2 separate regions of the Mus musculus genome follow, and region 2 is linked to region 1. Evidence: chromatin loops called from intact Hi-C (ENCODE). Cell type or tissue: left cerebral cortex. All regions are shown on one strand.

Region 1 (8,000 bases):
GACAAGGGTGGACCTTGGAGTGCTACAGACCAGCTCTATTTCTAGTCTCATCTCTACTTCTGAGTCCATGAAGATGGGAAGAGCACCCACTGTAGCTGCCCATCACCCAGGGACCAAGACCCACCAAGCCTTTCAGACCTTGGTGGGTTGATGACCCCCTGAAACCATGAGCCAAACCATATTCTTCTTCCCTGAAGTTGCTTCTACCACACATTTTGGCTGTAGCAACTAGAACAGTAACTAGATGCACACACCAGGGTGCGTAGCTACCTGACCAGTGTCCTAGACTGTATAGCTCAGCTCTCGACCAACAATGCTTCGCAGTAAACAAACACAGGCATCCTCTTCTGACCACCCACTGTTGGTTGGCCAGAGTTTAGCTAGTCTTGACTGGGATCAGCTGGATGCAGGTAGCTTCCCGTTATCTATAGTGCTAGAAGCAGCATATTTCTTCACAGAAAAGGAGTACTTGGTGAGAAGCCACAAGCTCCTCTCAAGCCTACTTCCATGTCTCATAATACCCTACCGGCCACAGCAAGTCCTATGGCTGGCTCAGTAGGCCAGAGCTGGAAAAGGCGACTCTTCTGTGAAGAGGTGGCTCTGGGGCATATCTCCCATGGTGCAGCACCTCCAAACCTTGAATAAAATACTCCCCACTTAAGAAAGAAAGGACCCCAAGGACCTCCAGAGATGACCAAAGGTATTTTATTTTAATTCAGCTAACCACACAGAAATACAAAATGACTTATGTAAGCCTTGTTTGCCTTCTCAGCACTCTAAGAACAGTGGTACAAATTAAATTCAAAACTTTAAAGCTAATAAAATTCAAAACAACATTAGCAGCACGCAAACGATTCTATTGTTTCATTGAATCTAAATTGCTGTTCTCAGCTTGCATAAGGCATTGACTGTTGAGGCCCAAAGTGAGTATACTATGTGTGCCAGGGGAAGACCTGCTTCCAAATTCTCTTCTCCAACTGAAACAGCACTCTTATGTCATCTGGCATGCACACCACACAAGTGCACTGTTGTATTTAGCCTGCTTCTGGATCTCTCTCATTAGATCATGACTGGAAATGAATTCCTACTTAGCCCCCCGGCTCCTACAAGCAGGATGAGTGGGAGGGGACATAAGCATGTGTTGTATTAAGGGACATCCAGAATAAATGGACCTTTTAAAAAGGTATTCCATTGAAACCTCAAAGTATTTAAAGCTCTCATTGAGAAGTCTCAGAGAAACCAACCCCTGTTTAAGGAACACTGAGACCAGAGCTATGGTTTGAATTCAGGCTTCAAAATTAAGGCACTGAAATGTGGTGGCCAGTGGGTAGTATCAGAGCTGGGGCCTTTAAAGGGTGTGACGGTGCTTTCCCTCGAAGTGTGACTGAGACCTTGAAGCAGACTTCACAGTCCACACAGTTGCCCTTCTGCCTCTGTGAGCTCACAGTTTTCTTCCTCTCAGGGATACACTGACAAGATCCCACCATGGAACGCAAAGGCAGCCAGGACACAACCAAACCTGCTGGCATTCAGGTTTGGATCTCCCAGCCTCCCAAACTATGAGACAACAACCTTCTCTTCTTCATCAATCCTCTAGTCTGAGATATTCTGCCATAGTAGCAGCATGGATTGTGACAGCGGCTTTCACACACTTCTTTGCACACAGTGGAGACACCCAGAGCCAGCCCCATCCACGATGTGCACCTGCATCTGCCCCTCCATGTCATTCTTATGGTTTCTTGTACTCACAGTTACCCACATTTCTACAATATCAAGCTTGTTCTGGGGCTCAAGCATGCCTTTGAATGACTGTTTAAAACACAGACCAAAAGCCAGGCGGCTGTGGTACACACCTTTGATCTCAGCATTTGGGAGGCAGAGGCAGGTGGATCTCTGTGAGTTTGAGGCTAGCCTGGTCTACAAAGGGAGTTCTAGGACAGTCAGGGCAACACAGAGAAACCCAGTCTCAAAAGGAAAACAAAAACAAAAGCAAAAAAAAAAAATGCCTAGAAGACAGGAGAGCCTACTTCCTCCACCCTCTTCAACCACTTGCATTCTTGGTGGGCCTTCCTGCCAGGGCACAGGAACAGACCCAACCAACAGACTCTTCCAGGAATCTCAGTCTCCAGTGACAGAATATCAGGAAGCAAAATAGTTGCTGCTGCTTCCTCTTGAAGTGAGTCCTGGAAGACTCCCCTCAGGCCCTCAGAAGCATCCCACCTCTGTCTGAGGCCACCCTTGCAGCCCATGCACTTCCCTCAACCCCAGGAAGAGTCCCATGGCTCTTTTTGTTCCTTTTTGGCTGAAGTAGCCAGAGTTGGTTTCAGAGCCCCGACTGATAAATATTCCAACGCGAGTTTCTAAACATAAACAGTCTCAAACAAGGCAATGATTACAGGAACAAATGTAACTGTGTTTGCCTTTAGGTTCCCAAAACAGAAGTGACCTCATTCCCAAATACTGTTTATACTGCATGTTCAGCGGCTGCAGCCCTGAGTTAACTCTTTCCCTGCCATTCTGCAGCCCCAGAATCTCCCCACTGCCAGGGATCAAGGTATAGCCACAGGAGGTCGCTTTCAGAATCCTCAAAACAGAGCCAAGTGCAAGTGCTACCATGTGCAGTCCTGCTCAGTAAACCTGGTCACTCTAGTACACAATGGAGTTGCCATTTTGTACACTGAAAACACAACAAAGGTGTTTCTCGAATATACTGGTAACAATATCGATAATAGTGGCAAACACCGGTGTGCCGCTATGCACGAGGCAGTGTTCTGGGGACAGACAAGTGTTAGCTTACTAGATCCTCCCAAAGGCCCTTACTGTTTTCTGCCCAATTTCCTATGTGAAGAACGAATAGAGAGATGCTAAGTAGCTTGTCCTGTTTGCTGGTAAGCAGCAGGGGGTGGGAGGGAGAAATTAAAGCCCATGAGATCCACCAATAGTTCCTGCTTCTATCCAATCCTTGTCCTGCCTTCCACATGACAAGGACATGCCAGACCAAGGTCACCACAGGCCCTGGAGAACAGAGTCCCCGCTTTTAACCCCCACATCACCTTATGGGAAGGGAGATGATCATCAGACGGCTCTCAAGGGACACAGTTCATTCCATTCTTTCCTTGTTACCAAGGGACCTAGAAAGCCATGAAGATAAAAGCAACGACAGTATGTATTTTACTTATTTTTAGACAGAGACTCCCTGGGTGCCCTGGCTAGCCCGTAACTTGTTATTTACAGGTTGGCCTCAGACTCACAGAGATCTACCTGCCTCTGGCTAGCCTGTAACTTGTCATTTACAAGCTGGCCTCAGACCCACAGAGATGGACCTGCCCCTGCTTTGCTTTCCTTATGTTTGATGTAAAGACGCTCGTTACGACACTCAGCTTCATGGTGTGCTTTGCAGATACTGTGCGAGCACACCTCAGGTGTCCATCCAGACTTGGACCCACTAGCTGGAACTATTAACTAAGTTCACTCAGAAAGATGTCATAAAGCCCTTCCTCTTGCCACATCCGAGATGCTGCTGGAAGGTTTTTCATATGTAACATGAGAATCTTTACTGCATTTATGCTCATTTCTAAAAATAGGCCTAAAGCATCCTCCAAGAAGAGAATGGGCATGTGAGTTTAAGGGAGAAAGAGCCTCACAGCTGATACTACAGCGTCACTTAGATTGATATATAGAGATATGTATAGTTCACATAGATGCTGTAACCAATTAGTATAGAAATTAAGTCAAAAGCACTTTGTACAAATCAATGAATAGATGTTTTTAGCTTAGTCTTAAGGAGCCTCAACTTAGCAAAGATGGCCTGCGTGGGGGAAAAAAAAAAAGAATAAAGACTTATTTTAAATTTTAGTTTTCTCCAGAAATAAAGTATTCAAATTAAAAACAGATGGAAGTGTCTTATTTCTTTATCCTTCCTCGAAATACCAGAAAGATTTCATACTTTAGGACTCATGAATTGCAATCCAGATACCTACACAGCAACTCAAGCCTTCAGAAGCATGCACAGAGAGAGAGAGAGAGAGAGAGAGAGAGAGAGAGAGAGAGAGAGAGAGAGAAATACAGAGAGAGACAGAGAGAGACAGAGATGGGGGAGGGACAGGGACAGGGACAGAGAGAACACGTGCATGAAAGCATACACGGACCCTTTAGTCAGATACCTGCTTTAGTTGTCTATAGTAACTAAACCAGTGTTCTCATACTGACGTACCTACAGCAGGCTAGAGCAATGGTTCAGCATTTGAGAGCACTGGCTGTTTTCCCAGAGAACCAGGATTTGATTCCCAGCACTGACACAGAAACTCACATCTCAAGTTCCAAGATATTTGATGCCGAATTTTGGCTTTCACAGGCCCCAGGCACATACATGGTACATGGAGATACATGCAAGGAAAACATCCATACGTACACTTAAAATAAAATTAAAACAAAATTAAATATCCAAGAATTTCATACCAGCCAGCAATGCAAAGACCTTCAGATGAGGGGCGCTCTTGCAGAGGGCCTAGCACCAACTGCTTGCCTAGTGAGGCCTATACTTTATTGGATGGAGTTTTTCCTCAGCTAATTTCCTTCTGTGCTCACACCCTCTGTCTTCCAGCTAGTATTCCTGGAGAGGCCAGCACAGCTCCTGTCTGAGGGGATTCTGTAGAGTCCTGCCTGACTGATTATCACAACAGATAACTCACACCCTGGCCAACAGCTAAGAAACCTCAAGGTGTAGGCTAGAAGCAAACCCATACCAACAAAATAAGAAAACTAAAGCGCAGAGGGGCTTCGAGGTCTGCGGAGGGAGCGGGGAGAAGAGGAAAGAAACAGTTGGAGAGATGTTCTCTGTGCTCAAAATAGAAATGCTGAGCACATGCAGCAGATTTCCATCTGCTAATCTGGAAAGTCACACTGCTTGGTCCTGATTCAATCAGCGAGGCTTCCTTCTCATATCCGCCAACGTGTTTCCACTGTCCCACACGCAGACAACACCTCCCATGAAGGTGCTTGGCCATTCGCTCAGGGGTGGAGCTGTAGCAACCTGCCCCCTGCCCAAACTACAGGCTCATTCCCAAGAGACTCTCTGCAAACCTTCCCAGAGGATATTCCTATGTTTTCAAAGCTTAAAAATAAAACCTAGACTCATATTGCCTTCAAAACGCATTCAAAGAGTAGGCAAGCTCTGTTTGGAATTCAGCTTTTTTTATCTCACTGTCTGAATCTTCTCTTCCAATCTTGTTCCCAATTTCAAACTCCCCTGGGGCTCTAGAGGCTACCTATGATAGGCACCAAGATTATAAATTATAAATCCATTGCCTTTCTTCAAAGAAAACAAAGCCAGCCATTTCCCATAACACCACATTTCCAAGCAGAGAGGGCTGGTGGCTTTTGGAGATTTTAATGTTTTATACTGATATATAATTTCAAAAGTATATGTGACTCCAAGTTATTCTTGGAAGAAAAGTCTTTAGAACACTCTGGGGTTCTTTGGCCTGTTGGGTTTCAGCTTTGTGGATCTGCACAAGGTCAGGACAGTGAACCAGTTTTCTTTATTCTCCTTCTTGGCTACCACCGATAAACACTGAAGTGACCCATAGAGACTCAGGTAAAAGACAAAACAGTCACAGGGTTGTCACAATCGTTCATTTTGATTTGTTTTGAACCAGGGCCCCACTAGGTAGCCCTGGTTAGCCTGGAATTTGCTTTGTCACCCAGGCTGGTCTTGAACTCACTGCCTCTACCTCCCAAATGCTGGGATTAAAAGCTGGACCTCAAGATGGCTCACTGCCTCACTTCTCCAATATGTAATTGAATACTGAATACCTGAGTTCTGGCTTTTTGTGATCTTTATTTCAATTCCTACACAGGTCTCAAACTCTCGAGCCTCGGATCCCCTGCTTTTACCTCACTGAGTGCTGGAATTATAGGTATACATCACCATGTCTAGTGTTTATGCTGTGATGGGGTTCAAACCCAGCTTATAGTGCATGTTAGGGAAGCACTCCTCCTGCTAAGCCATGCCCCAGTCCTTCTTAGGACAGCTTCAATTTATCACTGCATCCTTGTTCTGCCAGTGATGTGGCACCAGGACAAGACACCTAATGTAAGGGACCAAGCTTTCCCCCTGTAGGGCTTAGGGCATAACATGGACAACCATTTATTACACAAATAGCTCTTCCGTTATTATCCCTGCCATTTATTTAAAAAAGAGGTACATTTACTTTGAAAATTTCCCTTAAAGGGGGGAAAGGAGCATCAGGGCAAAGTTCACATGGCCTGTGGTGCATCCAAATAAGACGGCCTCATCTAAGGCCCTGCAAGCACCCAACACAAAACATGCCCATCTGTGTTCAAGCAAAATCACAACGTACAGGCTCACAGAAAGAGGGCATCTGTGCCCCAGCTCTTCAAGGATGCAGTTGGATGGCTGGATGCTGGTTCTTAATGTTATCTTTCCAAGACTCTGTCACCTTTTCAACTCTCCAAGCTCTGCCCACCTCCATAGACTGGACACTAATCCCAATAAGATCATTTCTATTCCTTCTATCTGTGTCTATTTAAATTGATTACAGTTTTAAAAGAAGATTTCCAAAGACAGAAATATTTCCATTTTGAGAAATCAAAAGACAAAATCAAGTTATCCACTTGACCCATCAAGCCACCCCAGTTAGAGTCATTCCAACTGTTGCCTGGTCCTCGCCTCAGGGAGAAGAGGGCCCACAACTCCCACCGACACTGCTAAAGGCTTGCCACCCGTGGCAAGAGATCAAACTCAAAGCAGCTATCACTAGGAGGAGATGCTGCTCAAGGGCTGTCCTCTGCTACTGCAATTGCTCCTTGTTGTGCTGTAGTGGTTCAGTATCAGCTCGCTTCAAGTGTGCATGCCCATATGCGAAACACACACACACACACACACACTCTCACACACACAATTGCCCTTACATAACCTTGGCAAAATTTCCTTTTAGAAAGGGCATTCAGGGAAGAAAACCCCATCAAGGTACCACAACTGCCTCCTGGCGAGGAGCAGACCGACAGCTTCTGAATTGTGGGAAAGCATGCAACCAAGTCAGGGCTGAACTCACACATGAGGCAGGCTATGGTGTGCGGCGTATGGTGTATGGCGTATGGTGCACACCCGCAACACACAGTGGGAGTGTAAGAGTAAAAATCTGCATGTAGCTGCAGCAGTTGATACACCTCGGCTTCTGCAGGCAGGAAGTACACAAGGAACAGAGCAGAGTAGAGAACAAAGACCTCACCGATCTCATTGGGCATTGCCTTGTTCATATTACCCAGCCTGTGCCTGCTGCCCTACTCCTTCCTTTCCTAACAATATTACTTTCCATCTGGACTCCCAGTTGCGAGAAGCCTTTTCTGCAGTCCGCGAATGCTGAGTTCTGCTGAACTGCGCCCCCCTTTCCTGTCTTGCGCTGCTGTGGGTCTTGTTAGACACAGCTGCCTTTATCTTCCAGGATTTCACTGATCTTGTGGTCCACTGTGACGGAAAGCTGGAAACATTTCAGATAAAACCAGGTGTGCACAGCTGTAATCCCAGCACTGAGGGAGTGGAGGCGAGACGATCGGCAGCTCAGGGCCATCCTCAAATACATAATGAGTTTGAGACCAGCCCTACCCTATGAATAAGCCTGCCTCGGAAGCGAAACGAACATCCAGCACTGGGGAGGCAGGAGGATATCTGTGAGTTCAGGCCAGCCCATTCTACACAGTGAGATACGAAACAGGAAGGACTACATAGAGAGACCTCGTCTCAAAAAACCACCACCACCCCAAAAAGTGAAGCAAGCAAAGTATTCATGGAGAACAAGATGGCACCTTACAGTTTTATGTGCAGGCCTATGTTACAGGGGGACAGCAGCCATGAAGAGTGGACACTGACAGGTACCAGACCAGGACAGATAAATAACCCCTGATTATACCCTCAGGGGCCTTCCCACTGCAGCCTTAAAGGAGCACTCCTCTGTGGGCTTTGAGTAAACTGGCCTCTG
Region 2 (8,000 bases), 160 kb before region 1:
GCTTACTCAACAGAGGAGTCGCTTCAGTGCCACACTGTACATAGTTAAACTTTATCTACATACCACTTCAACCACATATTCATAAACAAAAACTTGTCACAGAACTTATACATTTCTATATTGGTTTATTGTCTGCCCGTTCCACCAGAATTTAATATCTATGCTAACATGCTTTTTTTTTTTTTGCCTCCTGGTTTTTAGCTAGATAAGTGAATGAATAAAGAAATGAATTCTTACAAAGGACAGAATTGCTGGACACTGTGAGCTCCTTTTATTTCCACATCCAGGAGAGGAAATAACCGAATGTTCCTTATTACAGACTATTCATGTTTCTATACTCATTCATTCTCTTTACACTGGTCAATTATTTACATCATGGTGTCTTGTTTTACAGGAGCACTGGCCATGGCCAAGGTTCTATAAAGCTTTCAGTTCCTTCTATCCTTCTATCTCAAGTTTTAGTCAACACCTTCAGAACTCTCATGACACATTTCTTCTTACCAACAGGGAAGCTAGGTGTGATATGTTTATAGGCTCACAGTTCTATGCCCCTACCTCCCACCCCCACTGCAACATTCAACACATTTGTGGAATACTTCTATGTGATTATTTGGTTACCTCCCTCCTGCCAAGATATCCATGCTGGCTTTATATCACTGTGATAAATACCTGAGATCAACCAACAGACTAAAGAAAAAGGGCTGGTTTTGACTCATCATTTCAGAGGTGCCTGCTGAGCTCATTTAGGCCCAAGGGGAGTCAGTACAACATGGCAGAAGTGGATACTGGAATAAACTGCTTGCTTCATGGCATCTGGAAATCAAGGAGAGATGGAGGGCTAGCATGCCCGCAGTGAGTTGACTTTCTCTAGTTCAATCTACCACCTGTCAATAGTTTAATGGGATGGGAGCTGTCTCCCTTTCATGGGCCTTTTGGGAGAGATCCAAGGGCCAAAGGATAGCCCCATCTTACTGAGTAGTAGGCAGAAATCATACTTTCCTGGTCCCTAGTGTCTGGCACAGTGCCTGGACACATAGTGATGGCTCAACCAGTTCTTGTTGAAAAATAAATAAAACATACTTCTAGGAAAATGCACTGCTATCAAATGGGTGGCATTGTATTGTTTATTCTTCTCGAGGTCTCAAGTTAGTGGGTGCTGAGTCAACACACATTCATTATTGAAATGAGCCTTTATGTGCTTCAAGCACATGCTCCCATCTTGTGTAACACCAGGGGGTCTTATTACAAGCTTTCTAGGAAATTAGCTGCCCTTGTTCCGTGCTTCTTGTATGTCCTGATGAAAAGGCAGTTTTATTTTTATTATTGACTATATTAGTTATTCTGGGACTAATGCATGATGGGTAGAAAATGGCTGACTTAGACTCAATTATGTGACTGGTCAGCATTAGTCTCTACATAGTATTTGTAAATATCTAAGCTCAAACTTGAATTGTCTTCTGAATACCTGGCACCCTGTATGCTCTGGGTAGTCTGTTGGAAAATCAGTGTTTTGTGACATAGGAGCATTAATGGGACATTGAAAATAATATGTGGTGAGTCCTCAGGCTAAAAGCTATTATTTGATGGCATACCTTAAAATTATTGGTGACTTACTGTGCAGAATACAATGTATCCCTAAGATTTTCCTTCCTGAGGGAAGTGGTCACTAATGAAAATAGAGGAAAAGAAAGAAACCCACTGCAGAAAAGATGTCTTTATAACACTCTGTAGTGGAGAAGCTGATCATTTGGGGAGACTTGGGGAAAAGTAGCAACTTCTTGGGACTCCAGAAGAAGTAGTCCTTGCAGAGAGGGGGTAAAGTCAGACATTCATCATTGGAATGTTAGCACTAAGCCCAAGCTGGAGTCCACCCGGACTTCATTCTACACTCGATCTAAGGTAAAAAAAAAAAGGCCGAGACGCGATAGATTGCACTCTAAAGCCATTTTCTTTTTATTGGAAATAGATTCTTCTCATACAATACATCCTGACCAGAACTTCTCTCCCTCCACTCCTCTGAGCTCCACTTCCACATCCCTTTCCCCCCAGATCCGCTCCCTCTCCATTTTTGCTTCAGAAAAGAGCAGACTTGAAAGAGACAACAACCAAACACAGCAAAACAAGATACAAGACAAGGCGAGAATCCTCCTGTTGAGGCTGGACAAGGTAACCCAATAGGAGGGGAAAAGTGCCCAAAATGTGAGAGATACAACTGTTTCCACTGCTAGGAGTCCCACAAAACCACGAAGCTGACTCCTATAATGCATATGCAGAGGACCTGGTGCCCACTCACGTAGGCCCAGTGTTTGCTGCTCCACTGAGCCCCTGTGATTCCTGCTGAGCCAAGTCGGTGGGCTGAGAGGTGCTCCTGATGTCCTCCATTCCCTCTGACTCCTACAGTCTTTTCTTCCCTGCTCCCCAATCTATGACGTGAGGGACCCTATAGAGATCTCCAATGTAGACTCTCTTGGTATCATATACAGTAATTTCTTTACACACAGCCTTCCTACTTTCTGCTGTCAGGATCTGCCACAAGGCAATTTTTCTTCACGTCTGGATTTCTTGCACAAAATTCCCCAAACTCCACAAAATTCAAGAGGATTCGCTAACTTACCATTCTTTTGGGAAAAGCCCAGCTAAGAGGTCTACGTCTACATGGAAGAGGCACTTTCCTCCTTAGATTGCCTGCCCCCTGCTCTCTCTAGCCAAAAGTTGTCCATCCAAAAATGGCTCTTTCCCCCCTGAGAGCTTGTCTGTCAATCTCTCACCTACCTAGTCTTCCTTGGGCATGGCAGATGCTGCATATGGGAACTTCTGGGACCTCCCCACACTCACCAAAGAGGAAGCTGAACAGTTTAGGCCCCTCTAGAAGAGATCCACACTAAAGAGTCTTCTGAGACTGAAGGCACAAGGCAGATGAGGATGCTCAGACAGGTGCAAGAATAAGCCAGCGTCTAGCCAGGCATAACCCTAATCCTCAGGAAGCCGAGGCAGGACTCTGAGGTCAAGGCTACTCAGGACTACATAGTAAGACTCTGTCACAAATAACAAGGACAAAACTTTAGAAGAGAATAGTGTGACTCTTCTCTATGCCCCCATGTTTAAAGAGTGGGGTTCCTGTGTTGGGTCTCACACGTTGTCTGCTATCTTTAGACCACACACATTTTTCTATGATGGCTTAGATTGGCGTCAAAACGACTGCCATGTCTAGTGCTATGACATCAATAAGCAGTTCACTTGTCACAAGAAGAGAGACCGCCTCCAGCTGCCTGTGCTTAATGGCCTTAAATGTACAGTTTTGTTTCAGCCTCCAGGAGAAACACAATCCTCCAATGCCAGCAGGGAGAAAGCCATTAGATCCGAACACGAATGCTACTTCTGACAACTTGACACTGTCCTACAGGTTTCCTTGAAAGGACTGGCCTACCAAATTTGGAACAAAGAATTTTACTTTCACTTTCTGCATTCGCTGCCTTTTCTAAAGCAGATAAGCTGTGTGACTAAGCTAATGCTTAAATCAGAGACACATAAATGGGAGAGAAGTTTGTTTCACATAAAAATTTCAAATTGTCATTCTTCCTTGTAAGACCAAATATATGATATTATATATTTATATATATATGATGATAATATATATGTATATATATACATATATACATACATACATACATACATACATACATACATATATATAACCATCTTGCCCTTATTTATTTTAATTTTTGCCATTTTCCCCTCACACAAAAACTGTTTGGCCAAGAATATATGAGATTAACAGTGATGCTTTGACTCCAGCATATAAACACACACACACACACACCAACACCTATGTCATATTATCTTGCATCCAAATCTTGGGCCCATTAGCTTATTCTGAATGTTTTCCAAGAAACCCACATACCAATAGAGTCCCCTCCCTGAAAAGCTAGTTTGCTATATAACCAATGAGATGGTTTTTGAGACTCTTATCAACAAGTTAGGAAAGTGACAATGCCCCTGTCTCAGCAGGAAGCTCACTATTGCAGTGTGACCCTTGCTGTACTGAAGTAAATGCTCAGAATGATTCAGAATCAGAAATAAATGCCAGCACACTCAGTACTGTAGAGTCAATTTCCCATTACAAGGAAGCAGAGTCGGGAGTCCAGAGGTGTGGATGCCCTTGGTCTCCTCTAGGGAGCAGTACTCTCAGTCTCCCGCTTCACTGCCAGGTCTACTATTTTGTTTTTGACTTGCTTTGCTTTCCTAAATGCAACACTTAAATGAGGTTCCCATCTAATCGGATGCCGCAGAAGAGTACAGATTTTTCCTTTGTCCCCTGAAAATCCCAACAAACGCCCAGCTTTGCCTTTCGTGCGGTACAAACCCCTCACGTTAACTATGGCAACGGGCACCCTAGGACAAAGCAGCTTTGAGGATGGACATAAGCCAGTGCCCTCTTTTACCAAATACAAACTAAGACCCAGCAACCTAAGCAGCGGGAACACCTTCGTGCTTTAGATCAGAGGTTACAGTCTAAAATCTGGTCCTCTCGAGAGCTTAGGAAAGAACTCACTGTGTGCAGTCCCAGCACCTCGGGCCTCAGAGATGCTCTGTCCAGGCAGCTCCTCTCAGCAGCGGGCTGGGGCTCTGTAATTGAAATCACGCATAGTCAGCCACCCTGTTATCAGAACACTCAGCAATAGCAAGAAAATTCAGGTTACTTTTATGTCCCTGGAGTTGTCTCTGCAAACAGCAAGCATCAAACACACCTCTGAGAAGCACTGAAGCTCAGCCCCTCTGTCAGTTGCCTTAAAGTACTCAGGGATGAGTGTCATAGGCACAGTCCCCTCAGAGAACAGTGTTTCATGGTCTCAGTTGCTTTGGGCATGCTACACAGACAATGCAGTGTTAGGGGCACATGAACTCAGGTATAGCCAGGGATTACCAACTTCAAAATAAACTTATTTATGTATGGGTGTATACACACACACACACACACACACACACACACACACACACACACGGAGGTGGTAAAAGAGAGAGAAAGAATACTATATTGTCAAAATACAGAAATTATTTTAAATAATAAAACATAGGGATTGTCATTTAGGAATCATATATTGGCAATGAACAGTACAACCTAAATTCACTCTCATAAAAATCAATAAAAGGAAATATTTTGCTGCATTCAGCTGAAAAAACAAGCAGGTAAAATAAGACAGAAGTCAGGCCAGTTTAGGGAAAGCAGAGATTTGCTTTCCTGTTTGACTTTCTGTGGCTCTCCTGACACAGGTTCTCTGCAGCTTCTCAGGCCATGTCTCGTATTTCAGTCACCCAATGTCAGCCTTGGTCCTAACAAAATATTCCAGTGTCTCCCAAGCCTGGATCTGTAAGTCCCTCTTTTGTGAAGTCTAACGAAATCACATAAACTAATCCAGGCTAGCCCAAGAGGTAAGGCTAGAGTTAACTTACACAAAACTGACATAGGAGGCGTTTGGAGCTCTTTGAGGAGGAGAAGCGGAAGAAGGGAATTATGAAAGGGAATCCACACATTTCCATCACAATAAGGCTCAACAAGAGGGGAAGGTTGACATGTAAGCATGCCTGGCCACGAAAACACTGGGCTAGGCCTTGGATTCTCAGCTACCGAGACCAGAAGGAGTGAGGCTAGATGAAGACCGTTTCCCTGGCCTGCTTCACTAGAGCTCTTCTCTATCAGCACAGGGTCCACTCCCTGAGGAAATGACTCAGAACTCCATTTTGGTTATGAAACTTATTCTGCGGTGTGTGAATTTCCCATCTTTCCGACTTTCGTTTGTCATCCAGACAGCTCTGCCAGAGGAGGCCCACATCACGGCTGGAAGCAAACCATGACAGATGTCACAGGCTGCCTCCCCAGTGTTCAGTCTGCCTCTCTCCCTCCAGAACCCTAATGTTGTCCGAAGCAGGAGCTCTCAGCTGAGGAGGAGAGGCGCAGAAGTTCTGTGAGGGGAGGTTCCTTGACAAAAGCCACACAGTGCAAGACCTAAACCGAAAGGAGCTGCCATGCTGGCCTGCCCTGCCTGCTCTTGGGCTGCCATTCAAGAATGAGTATGCTTGCTTAAGTCATCTAGAAGGGTTCCTTTAGGACACAGAACATAACCCCGAGCCAAGAAACTTTCACTAACACCTTGATAGTGAGATACTGAGATTGTGAGAAATCAAGACTCAAGTCAGGTCTCCTGACCTCCACCAGTGACAGTTCCAATCCTAGGCACTGCCCAAACAGTCCGTCCTCTGAATACCATACAAAGGGAACTTTCACATGGCTACTGCCACCGTTGAGCCTTATTGTGGTAGGGACGTGTGGATCCTTTTTCAAAGTTGCTAAAGCAGACTCGTACTGCAGACCTGTAACCCCAGCACTTGAAGATCAGGGGCTCTAGGAGATCTTCATCTACATAGCTAAATACAAGGCCAGCCTGAGCTACCTGAGACCCTAGCTTCAAACTCCCAAATGCAACAAAGCCTGCCTTCCTCTCCAGCCAGGGAGGCTATTTAAATGACTTGAGCCACAGTTCAAACAGTGGCGGAGGGCTCATTTTCCACCTTCCATTTTTTTCTTGTTTTCTTTTCTTTTTTTAACACGTGATTCTCAGGCATTCTAGTTGCTAAAGCAAGCCTGCCTTGGCTGAAGCAGAGGACACTTGTCTCATTTCTACACACTTCCTCTGCAGGGTGTCTAAGGGAGAAGCAGCTCTCCTCCTAAATCTTGTTGCAGAGGAGGTTTCTCCCTTGTTTCCTCCTTCACTGGGCTATTAAAAGCTATCAGCGCTCCCATGGAAGCTGAAAAACCTTTCCCAGCCAAGAGGAAACCGTACCCAAAGATGATTCCAGGGGATTAAGGGTTTAGCTGTGAAAAGCAAAAAGGCTTAAACGTTTAGAGGGAGATTTTTAAAAATGACATTTTTCTGACCTCAAAATGGAAAAGGAATCTTCGAAGCATATAAGGGTTAATCATAAAAAGAAAGATGGACGTATTTGCAACTGTAATATTAAGGTATGACAAAGAATGTTAAGAGGGGAGGGGTCTGTGAATGTCTCAGCAGATAAAGTCATTTGCCACCAAGCCCGGGGGCCTGGCTTTGATCCCTAGGGCCTATGTGGTGGACGGAGAGCATCAGCTCCAGAAAACTGTCCACTGACTTCCACTCGTGTGCTGTGTGTCGCAGGTGCATGATATCCACCCACACCACCCCCTGAAGAAAAGTAATATATTCAAAGTTAAAAAAAAAAGACAGGCCAAACAAGTATTCAAATTGTCTAAAGAAATGCTATGAATTGGTCATAAAACCAAGATAATAACAAAGCTAGTAATAGATCCCATGGGCACACTACAGAGGAGACAGGCAGACATGGAGGAGACAGGCAGGCTCGGAGGAGGAAAGCAGGCTCAGAGGAGGAAGGCAGGCTCGGAGAGGACAGGCAGGGTTGGAGGAGGAAGGCATACCACGGAAGAGGAAAGCAAGCATGGTGAATAGACAGATAAAAACTGAGCAATTGCATGTGTCATCGAAAATGCAACTTAAATGCCCAGGTTGGTACAAATCCATAGCAGCCCAGGATCAATTTCATCCTATGGCATTGAGCCCACACACCCACTGAGCTTCTATTGACATGGTCCAGTGCTGTGGTCTGGCTGATGTGTGCTCTCCATAAAATTTAATGCCCAGTGCAACACCATTAAGGCCTGTGGTTCTAGCACCATTATATAAAAAAAGACTTTGTATGCAAGCCCTCTTTTCCTTTGCATGTCTACTGTCATACCAAGTGTGTGTGTGTGTGTGTGTGTGTGTGTGTGTGTGTGTGTGTGTGTGTCCATGCACACATGTGCACAAGTTTGAAACACAGCGCGTAAGTGGAGGTTAGAGGACAACTTAGAGTTGGTTCTCTACTTTCAGCACATGGTTCCATTAGCTGAGGTCATCAGCCTTGGTGGTAACCATCTTGCTGTGGTTTGAATAAAACGACTGCCATAGGTG

Evidence for each region. Peaks named below come from ENCODE experiments on the same cell type or tissue, not always from the same donor. Only the 100,000 strongest peaks of a DNase experiment are listed, where the experiment ranks them.
Region 2: a loop joins it to region 1, with 5 times the contacts of the local background. A loop is called at or near these places in 2 of 42 quality-filtered maps.

What each region holds. Positions count from the first base shown.
Region 1 is chr15:37,722,031-37,730,030 of GRCm38, forward strand. It overlaps a transcript of Ncald not described here. Among named protein-coding and RNA genes, the nearest start is that of Gm15942, 26 kb to the left of the region's middle. In left cerebral cortex, a CTCF peak has its summit at 4,481; DNase peaks (open chromatin) are centred at 999, 2,361, 3,401, 3,540 and 5 more places; H3K27ac peaks cover 7,247 bases.
Region 2 is chr15:37,558,839-37,566,838 of GRCm38, forward strand. It overlaps a transcript of Ncald not described here. Among named protein-coding and RNA genes, the nearest start is that of Gm24833, 41 kb to the right of the region's middle. In left cerebral cortex, a CTCF peak has its summit at 4,180; DNase peaks (open chromatin) are centred at 5,809, 6,704 and 7,134; H3K27ac peaks cover 2,451 bases.